Regions from separate parts of the Homo sapiens genome. Here region 2 is linked to region 1. The links are chromatin contacts, found by POLR2A ChIA-PET in ENCODE. All regions are on one chromosome and are shown on one strand. Each heading gives the region's core, a stretch centred on a gene start or an enhancer-like site at or near the end of the contact. The rest is flanking DNA. Distances are from core to core; before and after follow the strand shown. Region 1 holds the start of SNHG21 (small nucleolar RNA host gene 21). Region 2 overlaps HOMER2 (homer scaffold protein 2).

Region 1 (6,468 bases), core at 1,179-3,678:
CATTTTTCTTAAGCTCATAGGGAACATTCACTAGGAGAGACTACATTTTGGGCCATAAAATACACTTTAACCCACTTAGGAGAATAGAAATTATACAATGCCTGCTCTCAGACAACAATGGAATTTAACTAGAAATCAATAATGGAAAAATAACCTAGAAATCCCAAAATATTTGGAGATTAAACAATATACTTCTAATTTACATATGAGCCAAAGAAGAAATTTCAAGAGAAATTTAAAAATATTTTGAATTAAATGAAAGTGAAAATATAATCAAAATTTGTGGGAAGCAGTTAAAACAGTGATTAGAGGGAAATTAACACCATTGAATGCATATATTAGAAAAAATGAAAGATCTAAAATCAATTTTAGCTTTCACCTTAGGAAAACAGAAAAAGAAGAGTTAATTAAATACAAAGTAAGTAGAAGAAAACAAATAATAAAAATTAGAGCAGAAATCAATGAAATTTAAAACAGAAAATAGAGAAAATCATTGAAACCAAAAAGCTTGTTCTTGAAAAAGAGCAATAAAAGCAAAACACTTCTAGTAATCTAACTATAAAAACAATTGAGAAGGCATAAATTACTAATATTAGAAATGAAAGAGGGGAACATCACTACAGATCCCATGAAGATTAAAAGGGTGATAAAAACTCTATGCCCAAAAACAAAAACAAGAAAAAAACTCTACGCTCATAAATTTGATAGCCTAAATGAAATGGACCAATTTCTTGAAAGATACGATCTGGCAAAACTCACACAAGAAGAAACAATCTGAATAGGCCTATATCTATTTTTTAAATGGAATCAATAATTGATAACTTTCAGAAACAGAAAGTACCAGGTCCAGATGGTCTAACTGGTGAATTCTATGAAACATTTAAGGAAGAAATTATGCAAATTATCTATAGTCTCTTTCAAAAGATAGAAGTAGAGAGAATCTTTCGTAACTAATTTTTTTTTTTTTTGAGATGGATTTTCGCTCGTCACCCAGGTTGGAGTGCAACGGTGCCATCTCAGCTCACTGCAACCTCCACCTCCTGTGATCAAGCGATTCTCCTGCCTCAGCCTCCCAAGTAGCTGGAACTACAGGCACCTGTCACCACGCCCGGCTAATTTTTGTATTTTTAGTAGAGGCGGAGTCTCGCCATGTTGGCCAGGCTGGGCTCAAACTCCTGACCTCAGCTGATCCGCCCACCTCGGCCTCCCAAGGGGCTGGGACTACAGGCGTGAGCCACCACGCCCGGCCCCTACCCATCCTTTAAAGGGATACTCCGAATGTCTATGAACACTCAGATAAAACTGAACTAAATTTGAATCCACTTGTACTACATTTATTTGTCAACTCTTCGTTTGTCTACTTCTTGAGAACTTTAACAGCTGTACTGGGTTGGTTAGTGTCGCCCCCAAAATTCATGTCCTTCCTGGAACCTCAAAATGTGACCTTATTTGGAAAGAGTGTCATTGCAGATGTGATTAGTCATGATCAGGTCATACTGGAGTAAGGTGAGCCTTTTACCTAACAGGACTGGTGTCCTTATAAAACACACAGAGACAGAGACACACAGGGAGTATACCATTTGATAACAGAGGAAGAGAATGGAGTAATGCAGCTACAAGCGAAAGTACACCAATGATTGCTGGCTCCCACTAGAAGCTAGGAAGAGGCAGGAAGGATTCTATCCAGAGTCTCAGAAGAAGCAAGACCCCACTGACATCTTGATTTCTGACTTCCAGACTCCAGAAAGCGAGAAAATATATCTGTTGTTTTAAGCTATCCAGTGTGAGGTACTTGGTTATGGCAGCTTCAGAAAACTAATACAACAGCAATTTCAATTTCTACTTTATCTTCCTAGCCCCAAGAGTACCATGTGGCTATTAGAGTACAGGATTATGTAGGCTCTCAAATCCCTTCCATGGTAAAAGAATGATTGGGCTTCCAGCAGTGGCCAAGAATTGCCAGACGCTTATGAGCGCCTGCTGCGAGATGCTTGTACAGTGAATGCTCAATAAAGTGGTGGCCATTATAACCGCAAGCAATGAGACTACATAAATAGTAAGAAACGAAATAGAACAAGGGGCAGCGGGAGCAAAGAGAGAAACAAGGGCAGCTGAGGAAGGAAGCCTCAATTCCCCGGAGGACATCCGCGGGCGGAGGAAATGTGAATCTGCAAGTCGTTCTCCCAGACCCCGCTTAACGATTCCCGGCCCTTTCTCCACTCCCTACAGCCCTCGGACCCAGCAACAACCGGATCCTGTGCAGGTCTTCCCTGAGTCCAACGCGATTCTCCTGGATAACGTCAACCAGCTGAGCGATTCTGAGCCTGCGCGAAGCTCCTCGGCGCTTCCAGTAATGTCACGCTGGTGCGTGGGGCGGGACTTCCTCTCACGCGCAGGAAACGAGAAGGGCTTTTCCGCCGGAAAGAGAGTGGATTTACTAGGAAGGTGGGACGTTGGAGGGGTGGCCGCATGGAGTGAGTACTGTCTCTGGCCACCGAGCAGAGCCAGTGACAGCAGCGTCCTGGTAGGCAGGCAGGCGTATCAGGTTTCAGAGGATGCGGCTGGGAACGGGAGTAGAGGTGAGGGGTCGTTGCATCTGTCGCGGTGTGTATCTTTTGGGGGTTCAGCGCCACCAGCGACTTGGGCCTCATTCATCGCGCTTACATTTCTCCACCTCATTTGAAGAACGAGCTTCGTAGCCCACGGAGCTGAGGTTAGTATAAATGTGGAAGGGAGAAGTATGCACTCACCAGACTAAAGTTTACAGTTTTCACATAGGTTGTGCTGTTCTGTGTCCCATAAGGGCCTGCGAGAACCCAGACATTCTGAATCGGTGACGCCTGCTGGAGGCAGCAACACCTGTTGCATTAATTTTAGAACACACACACACGGAGTTGGTAATTCTTAAGCTTCCTGAATCTGCTGGCGGTCATTTGGTGTCAGAAGCAGAGCAAAGCCATCTTGGTCATCTCCCTCCTTTTAGCTTAAACCGAAGCATGATGGGGGAGATAGGCCGAAAGTTATACAGCTTGTTAATAACAGAGCCGAGAGTGAAAGCGCGATTTCTTCATTTTTAGCCCGGAATTATTTGTTGTACACCATACTGTTTCTTTGCATTGCTAGACAATTCGTCTTTTTTTACGAGGTTGACGGGGAGTTGCAAGGAGGAGTGAAAAGGGTGGTAATGTACATCTACATACAGTATAAATCCATGAAAGGCAAAATCCGTGTGTGTTAGGAGTTAGAACTGTGTCAGTCATCTACATCTTCCATAGTTTGTAGATGGAGATGAGTCTGTCACGTCGCTCTGTCATTTCCCTTTTAGCAACAGATGTGTAGTAACAATATGTGAAGAAGGAACTTTCATTGCCTGTTACATACATTTACACAGAGCGGCCTGGGGTTCACTGAGCAAGCTATGTGCTCACCCTAGAAAACTGATTCTGTAGAGTGCACTGCAGTCAAACCTCAGCTGTTTTAAGTAATCTTACATTTGGTGCTTGTGTGGCTTAAGTGTCTTGTGCATTATTGCAGTCATCTCTCTCATGTTATGAAATGGAAATGTGTTGTAGGAAAGTGGCAAGCCTGTGAAGAAAGTAAGTGAGCCTGAGGCCCAGAAAACCATACATTAGCAAATACTGAAAAACTGTTCACATCACATAGGGGGTATCTGAAGTACTGAGGAGCTCATTTAACCGGATGTTCATTGTGGGGAAGCCATGAATAGCCTCCCTCTCCTGGGTTCAAGCGATTTTCCTGCCTCAGCCTCCCGAGTAGCTGTGATTACAGGTCCATGCCACCATGCTCGGCTAATTTTTGTATTTTTAGTAGAGACAGGGGTCTCACCATGTTGGCCAGGCTGATCTCGAACTCCTGACCTCAGGTGATCCTCCCACCTTGGCCTCCCAAAGTGCTGGGATTACAGGTGTGAGCCACCGTGCCTGGCTCCTATATAAACAATTTTCAAACTTGTTGGTCTCAAGAGCCACTTAACAGTTATTGAAGACTCCAAAGAGCTTTTGTTCATATGAAAATAGTTTTGACTTCACTAACCCCCAGAAGGGCTTTCAGAAGCCCCCACAGAAACCAACTTTTAAGAACTACTTTATGCAGATGTTTCAAAGACATTTTAGATTATGTAGAGGAATGATTGCTGTTGTGATTGTGACATAAGCAGAAGTATCAACTTAAAAATGCAACAACAAGCACAGTAGCTTGTATTTCCAGTAGCTGTATAATTCCAGGCACAGAGAACACAAACAGATGTCCATTTTTAATTCTTTTCTTGTTTTTTTTGAGACAGGACCTCACTGTCACCCAGGCTGGAGTGCAGTGGTGCAATCACAGCTCACTGGCAGCCTCGACCTCCTGAGCTCAAGAGCTCCTCCACCTCAGCCTCCTGAGTAGCTGGGGCCACAGGTGTGTGCTACCACCCTGGCTAATTAAAAAAAAAAATGTTTTGTAGAGACAGTGTCTCTCTGTGTTGCTCAGACTGGTCTCAAACTCCTGAGCTCAAGCCATCCTCCCACCTTGGCCTCCTGAAGTGTTGGAATTACAGGCGTCAGCCACTGTGCCTGGCCTGTGATATTTTTCTATGCTTGGAAAGTTTATTAATCAGCTAGGATACTTCTCTACAAAAATACACATATATAACTTGAGATTTAAACTTTTCTCAGCCAGCTGTGGTGGTTCACACCTGTAATCTCAGCACTTTGGGAGGACAAGGTGGGTGGATCACTTGCGCTCAGGAGTTTGAGACCAGCCTGGGGCAACAGGGCAAAACCCCATCTCTACAAAACTGCACCCAGCTATTTTGTATTATTTTTATCTCGTTGCTTTTTTTTTTTTTCTTTTTCTTTCTTTCTTTTTTTTTTTTAGTGGTTTCAGGCAGTGGTTCAGACCAGCTGCTAGAGAATCATGGGCTAAGAAGAGAAGACTACCAATTTAGTAGATTTGGACATGGACAAGCCACAGGCAGTTTCTCTTCTCACTCTCTTGGCCAGTCATCTCTTGCTCACCTTCCCCTGCCAGTAGCCAGTAGCATGTGACAGCCTCTATATTCCATCTCCCTTTTCTCCCTCTTCCAGAACTAAGATGAGTTTTCAATGGATAACTGTACAGAAACATACCCACTGCTGAGTTTATAATAAATAGGTAAATGGTGTTTAAAATGCCTTCTGTAGGAATCCTTGGTAGATAGTTATATGTGGTTGTTTTTTGGGAAGTTGGCTTGAGGTTCTTTGAAGGGCTGGGAACGTGTATTTCTTTTGCGTGTGCCTGTGTGTGTCAAAATTTTATATGTTCATCAGTGCTCTACACGTTCAGAGAAACGTTTCCAATAACGAACCATAGAATGATCCCTGGAGCATAGGATCCCACTGTTTGAAAATTCTAGCCATCGATCACTTTATAAGAAAAGGATGAAATTTCAAACAAGGAGTTTGTTTATCTGATTTCCACCCTACAGATAATATATAAATTTGGCCAAAGTTGTTTGGGGAAGAGGGGCTGTTGTTAGGTACTGAGCTATAATACTTTGTTGCTTTGTATCACTTTTAAAAGTGACTTTTAAAGATACTTGACATTTGAAAAGGAATCACCTTTGATCTTTCTAAGTCCCTAATTTGACATTACCTTTATAGCATATAATTTATTCCATAAAGTCTTAGATCCTGAAACTAGTGGAAAGCCAAATACTCATGTTGTGCTATAAATATAGGATTGACAGTTAAGCTTACTCAGTAGTCAAGGGGGCGGCTTTCACTCACCAGCCTCCAGGGCATATGAACCAAATTTATGATTCAGAACATTTAAAATATACATTTTGAAGATCTTTGGGCTCTCTTAAGTATAGTCTAACTATAATAAATATTAAACATGTCAAAGGTCTCTTGCAGTGTTGGGAAGAGCATTCTAAACCACATACATCTTTCCCATCCCCAGATTGTTCTGTGTCCCCTCCCACTCTTCCCAGATTAGAAGTCACCATGGAGCACTATTAGTAATGGGACTCTGTATCAGATCTTTAAGGTGTATTGGGACAGAAGAAAGGTTGATATTTTGGGGTTGTTTGTTTTTTTTGAGACGGAGTTTTCACTCTTGTTGCCCAGGCTGGAGTGCTATGGCGTGATCTTGGCTCACTACAATCTCCGCCTCCCTGGTTCAAGCAATTCTCCTGCCTCAGCCTCCTGAGTAGCTGGGATTACATGCGCCCACCACCATGCCCGGCTAATTTTTGTATTTTTAGTAGAGACGGGGTTTCATCATGTTGGCTAGGCTGGTCTCGAACTCCTGACCTCAGGTGATCTGCCTGTCTTGGCCTCCCAAAATGTTGGGATTACAGGTGTGAGCCACCATGCCCAGCAGGTTCATATTTTTAATGTTTCCTTCTACTCCCCAAGCACACACAAATTTGAAAGCTGCTTTGCTTTCTAATAAAGAGGCTTTTCCTTTGATTTTGGAAGATAA
Region 2 (6,002 bases), core at 2,082-4,581, 170 kb after region 1:
CATCAAAGTCCCAGTGTCTACTCTCATAAGAATCCTTCAAAAATCTAACGCTTGACCCTAGGGACACAGAGATATATAGACGCCATCCCTCCCGGACAGCACTCACTGGCAGTGACTCAGGATGAGTACTGGGTGCAGAAACTCCAGCACCTGAGGGTACAGATACTCAGGCCACGGTGCTCTGGGGTTCAGGTGTCACAGCCAGAGGTCTTTGCCAGGGATCCTCTAGAGCAGGCAGATGCTATTCTCAGGACAGTGTGATCATGTTGGGACAGTGCCCACGGGACAGGATACCACAGTGCTCAGATTTCTCTCCTACCAGGGCCTCATTTCCGTGTCCTACTTGAGTATCAGGCCCCACCTCAGCAGGTGAGGCTGGGTGGTCTGGTGGGGGCTCATTCCCTTAGTTCTTCTCCATGGGGTTTCCCCTCCACACTCACCTCCACAGCTTTGAGGACATGTCTATGTGATGACACCTGAATGTGTACCTCCAGCCCAGGTGTCTCTCCTGAACCCCATGCTTGCACCTTACCTCCCTGCTGCTGTTCTCCCTGCACCCCTATTTCAGTGACTCACACCACTGGATCTGTCACTATGGCAGAAACCTGGGAATCTCACACCCAGCACACAGCAGGAACATCTCCCTCGCTGTCCTCTCCTCAGCAGCCCAGGCTGTCAGCCTCCTACCTAGTAGTGTCCTCCAATGGGCCACAGGTGTGTTGAACTCGGCCCCGTAAATGGCTGTGCAGGGCACAACTCTGAGTGTCAATCATGAAAGACACGCAGACTCATTACATCAACTGCCTGGCAGATCACAGATTTCCAGAAGGTGTCTTAAAGAAGCGTTTTTTTCTAATTTGTACAAAGATGTCACTTGTCCTGGGAAGAAGTAGCCTGCTGAGAAGGGGATCTCAACCCTCAGGGTGCAGAGCAGGGCCTGGGCCACAGGAGTCCCAGGGCTGGGCACTGTTTTGTCCATTTGCCTAGGTGCTGTAAACATATTTTCCATGTGTCCGTGACACTAAAAAGATTGGGAAACACTGACCTAGATTACACCAATAGCCCCTCTGTGCTTCTGGATCTCTTCTGTTGGCAAAAACAAGCTCAGGTCTCTCCCATTTATACCAGACATGTAAGTTAACATGCCTGCTCTACCCAACACCTCTCTCTGCCTTCAGGCCTTACTCAGGGAAGTCACAACGGGTTGCTCGTCCATACAGGATCAAGGACAGGTTGGCCTGTTGGCCAGACGCCCAGCACAAACAGCTCAGCCCAGTGAGGGAGAGTCATTAGGTAAGCCATCAACCACCTCCCTGCAGAATTCAGTCATCATTGTTGCATGTGGAGTCCCTTCTCATACATAATCATACATTACTAGTATAATAATCCAATTATCCAACTCTCCCAACAAAGAGGCTTCACAGATCAAACTGACCTCAGGTTTGAGCATTATTTACAAAAAGGTCAACCAGAAATTAATTGGAACGTCCAGTACCAGGAAGAATCAAGTCAATAAATTAACACAATAGAGTACTATGTAACCCTTTTAAAAAAGAACATTCTTATGACTATATAAATATTGTTCCCTGCAGAGGCAAAAAATGTGCCAGGATTATAGTTCTTTCTGTACAGTTCCAATGTCAACAGCAGAGTGCTACTCACAGGAAAACATTCCTAGTATCAAGGTCAGAGAGAAGCTTCTCCTTTCTAGCACTCTCCCAGTTGTTCAAAAGCAGGCGGTATCTTTCGTGCACTTCATATTTGAAACATGACATGCTTGTGATAATTTTTAATTTTTGTGATGTTTTCCTATTGCCTTCTCTATCGAGGAAAGAAACACAGCCCGTCTTCCCATAACCCTAGTATATTCCAGCTTGTTCACTCTGTCCATTGTCTGGAATCTGCTCCAGTCTCTGTCCTCAAGATATTATTCTTGGAGCCAGTAACTTCCACCTGTAATTTGGAGTGAATGCTTCTGAGGCCCATTCATAGCCATCTGTCCAGAAGTTCTTTTCACCAGACTCCCAGGAGCCATCAATTCTTTTTGCCCACTTCCCCACATCATGACCTCCTTCATAGTCTTCGCCATTGTTTTGCTGTTGTAGATCCTCAAGATGAGCGGGAGGTCAACTTTAAGTCCTTGCACATCAGGAATGGCCTTTACTTTCCCCCTTATACTTGATTGGTTTTGGCTGGATGTATCCTAGGGCTGCTGTACCAAATTCCCACAAACTTGGGGGCTTACATGACAGGAATTTATTTTCTCACAGCTCTGGAGGGCAGAAATCCGCAGTCAGTTGACTGGGCTGAAACCAAGGTGTCGCCAGGGCCATGCTGCCTCCAGAGGCTCTAGGGTTGGAAGCTCTAAGGAAGCATCCATTGCCCCACCTTTCCCAGCTTCTAGAGCTGCGTTCCTTGGCTCATGGCCTCCTCCTCCATCTTCAAAGCCTGCAGCAAAGCATCTTCAAAGCTCTCTGCAGAGATCCTCACATCCTCTTCTCTATTCTGTGTGTAGTAAAATCTCCCTCTGCTACTCTCTTCAGAACACTTGTGATTACACTGGGCCCTGGATAATGCAGGATAACCTCCCCATCTCAAAGTCCTTAACTTATCATATCTGCAAAGACCCTTTAACATATACGGTAACGTAGGTTCAGAAATGAGCATCTGATATATCTATGGGAGACATTTTTTAGCCTACCACTCTGGGGGTAAAACAATCTTTTTTTTTTTTTTTTTTAAGACACAAAGTCTTACTATGTTGCCCAGGCTAGATTCAAATTCTTGGGCTCAAGCAATCCTCTTACTTCAGCCTCCCTAGGAGCTGCGACTACCACAGCACTCAGCTTAAAACAATTGTTTTAAATGGCTTAAAAAAAATGATTTTCAGACGGGCATGGTGGCTCACACTTGTAATCCCAGCACTTTGGGAGGCCAAGGTGGGCAGATCACCTGAGGTCAGGAGTTCAAGACCAGGCTGGCCAACATGGGGAAACCCCATCTCTACAAAAAATACAAAAAATTAACCAGGTGTGGTGGCACACACCTGTAATCCCAGCTAGCTGAGGCACGAAAATCACTTGAACCCGGGAGGCGGAGGTTGCAGTGAGCCAAGATCGCACCACTGCACTCCAGCCTGGAGGACAGAGTGAGACTCCATCTCAAAAAAAACAGGTTTTCCCTCATGTGCCACTGTGCAGGCCTTGCTCCACTCTTCTCCTGTCATCTTATCTGATGAGAAGCTGCTTCTGCTGGCTCCTCCTCCCCTTCCGGACTCCTTGGTGCTGGAGCACGTCACACTTTCCCCCTTTCCCCACGCTGATCTGAGCTGATACCATGCTTCCAAATACCATCCGCCTACCCTGGATGCACGCCAGACCAAGGAAGACTTTATTCTAGAATGCCAACATCCACACTCCCAGTCTTGGCTCTGCCAGTGGAGTCCACTCGTCCCCCATCCCGCTGATATGCACAGTGTCCCTGTGGCAGGAGTATCACCTAGTATCACCTGAGACCTCCAATTAAAGCCCCAGCTTCAGCACCACTTCTCACTCCTGCCCTTGCTGGACCTGCAGACTCAGTTCAGAGGGTCTCTGGGGTTGTGCAGGGCAGACTGGTCAGCTACCCCAACTCCCTGTGGCCCCTCCACTCAGACTCTGGGCTCTGGTCTCCTCTGTGCTATATTTCTGACATTGCCTTTCCTCTACTAGCTTTCTATGGTCCAGAAATTTATTGTAATCTCTCAACTACTGATAATTCCCTCCCATTCATTTTGCTGTCCTGGGATTATACTTTTCATAATCTCCTTATTATCATTTTAATGGGTTCTGGGGAGAGAAGGTATAAATAAGCACAAGTGCTGAATCCTCCATCTTGAACATTAAGTTAATCTCATTCATTTTTCAGTTATAACTTGCATATGCTTAAAAGATAACAGATATTCTATTCTAAGCTCCTTGTCCAAGGGCTCCTATTGGTGGGAGGTTGGAGGTGGGCTTGGCACATTCAGATTTACATCCCAGCTTGTCACACCCACCCCACCTCCAACACTGAAAGACCTTCCTTGTATGAGCACCACTGCCCCTGACACAGATCTGCCAGGACACTTTAAGGAACTGGCAAACATATGTGGGGTTTCCTCTTTCCAGGATTTGTTTTAAAGCAAATGAGTTCCATGGCCTTCCCTATAATGCCAGACTACAGGCATTGAGGCATTAAGAGAATGCACAACTCTAAATCAAGAACACTTTTTGCAGGTTCTATCAGCCCAAGAGAACCTTTTTACTCAAAAGTAAAGCCTGCATGATACCTCCCTGCTTTACAAAGCCTCAAGTTTAAAAATAAACATGGGCATTTGAAGGAGCACAAAAATAGTTTGTGTCCACAGCTTTACATAGCCCAGCGGCACTAGGTATATGCTGGCTCGGAAGAAGCCGAGAGAGGCCACATTCAATAGAAAGTTAGCCCTTGTGAACCTCAAACGAGTGAGACACAAGTGAAGGGAGCCTTTTTTTATGCTTGATTCCCTTGTACTACACAGGGCCAACTGCACTCCATTCAAACCAACCACAGGTGTCCGCCTGTCCAGCTATTCATGAACAGGTTGTGAAGGCAGCCTTCTGAGCCAAAATCCAAGTCCTCACTCAGCCTTTGTCTCCACCTAACTTTGTCATCTCCTCCCTATCAATCCCTGCACCCAACCTACAGGCTTAACAGATGTCCCTGCTCACCCCATACCTGTGCTTTCCGAGGAGCTGTGCCTTCCTCCAGAATGCCCCCTGCTCATGTCACCCCTGCACTGAGCACACCACCCCCAGGTCAGAATCCTACCACCCTTCAGGGCAAAGTGCAAATTGGTCACCTCTTCCATCAGAGGCACGTGGCTCCAACACCAGACTGGGTTCTCTCCCTGGATACCAGCTCTCTCTATACCTCACTCGTGGCCGTCATATGTTATTCAGGCTCATCTTTGGGTAGCTAGAGATGTGTTCCCCCCAAATTGGGCTGCAAGTCCCCTTGGGTAGGGATCAGGTTTTCATTTCTGGGGCCCCTGTAGTGCCTTGATAAAAGAGGTGCTTGGGCCAGGCGCAGTGGCTCACACCTATAATCCCAACACTTTGGGAGGCTGAGGCAGGGGCATCACCTGACGTCAGGAGTTCGAGACGAGCCTGGCCAACATGGTGAAACCCCATCTCTACTAAAAATACAAAAAATTAGAGGGGTCTGGTGACACGTGCCTGCAGTCCCAGCTACTCAGGAGGCTGAGGCATGAGAATTGCTTGAACCTGGGAGGTGGAGGTTGCAGTGAGCTGAGATCACGCCATTGCACTCCAGCTTGAGTGACAGAGCAAGAGTCCGTCTCAAAAAAAAAAAAAAAAAAAGGTGCTTGATGTTGTGGCCAGAGGCTTTGAGTGAACCCCAGTCTCAGAGGGCTCAGAGTGACCAGCTCCTGCCTAGTGGGACCCTGTGTAATTCCAAAAAGCAAACAGCAGCTCTTTGTTGGACAGTACAGGGAGCTGAGAACATGCTCTACAGCAGAACCGCTAGATAATGTTCTCCTCCCATGCACGCATGCAAGTGTGCACATACCCACCCACACTCACGCAGGGTATGCTGAGGTACACTGACCCTCTCGGCTCCTGGCAGGGCCTGACAGCTGGAACCCTGGCTTATGGTTGATCTTACCATCAACCTCCTTCATTTTCCCCAGTCGGTTGTACAAGTGACCCTTCCCAATGCGCCCTGCCTGGTCTGAAAGAGGCTGTAAAGCACAGCTCTACCAGGGTAAATTTAAGGGTCATGACTACATCTTACGTGCCGTGTCTCAGCCAGAATTAAGACAGAGCTTGGCACCCAGGAAATGTGTCAACAAAGAGGTGAGAGAGAGGCGTGCAGACATAGAGAGACAGAGAAAGAGAGAACAAGAGGTGATGGGAGCAAGCACTCAGTAAAGTTCCTTGTACACTTCTTTGGGTTTGGAAAGAAAAGGTACGGAGTATTGG

The links. ChIA-PET counts read pairs that join two places held with the same protein, here RNA polymerase II (POLR2A).
Region 2: POLR2A ChIA-PET joins it to region 1 with 14 read pairs in activated naive CD4-positive, alpha-beta T cell. The contact joins the enhancer-like site here to the promoter of SNHG21 in region 1. POLR2A ChIA-PET finds 5 or more read pairs at or near these places in 7 of 52 experiments (A549, BJ, HepG2 and 4 more).

The regions. Positions count from the first base shown.
Region 1 is chr15:82,748,136-82,754,603 of GRCh38, forward strand. SNHG21 (small nucleolar RNA host gene 21) reads left to right here and starts at 2,429. Exons shown (of 3, transcript NR_110098.1): 1 at 2,429-2,713. RefSeq lists enhancers at 2,113-2,242, 2,533-2,602.
Region 2 is chr15:82,918,125-82,924,126 of GRCh38, forward strand. The region is part of intron 1 of HOMER2 (homer scaffold protein 2); the gene reads right to left. LOC105370928 (a long non-coding RNA gene) reads left to right here. Exons shown (of 5, transcript XR_007064741.1): 4 at 1,179-1,293. Among named protein-coding and RNA genes, the nearest start is that of HOMER2, 32 kb to the right of the region's middle. Within about 2 kb of position 3,332, at least 4 of the 41 ENCODE cell types and tissues checked have a DNase peak (open chromatin) inside an H3K27ac peak, as active enhancers do.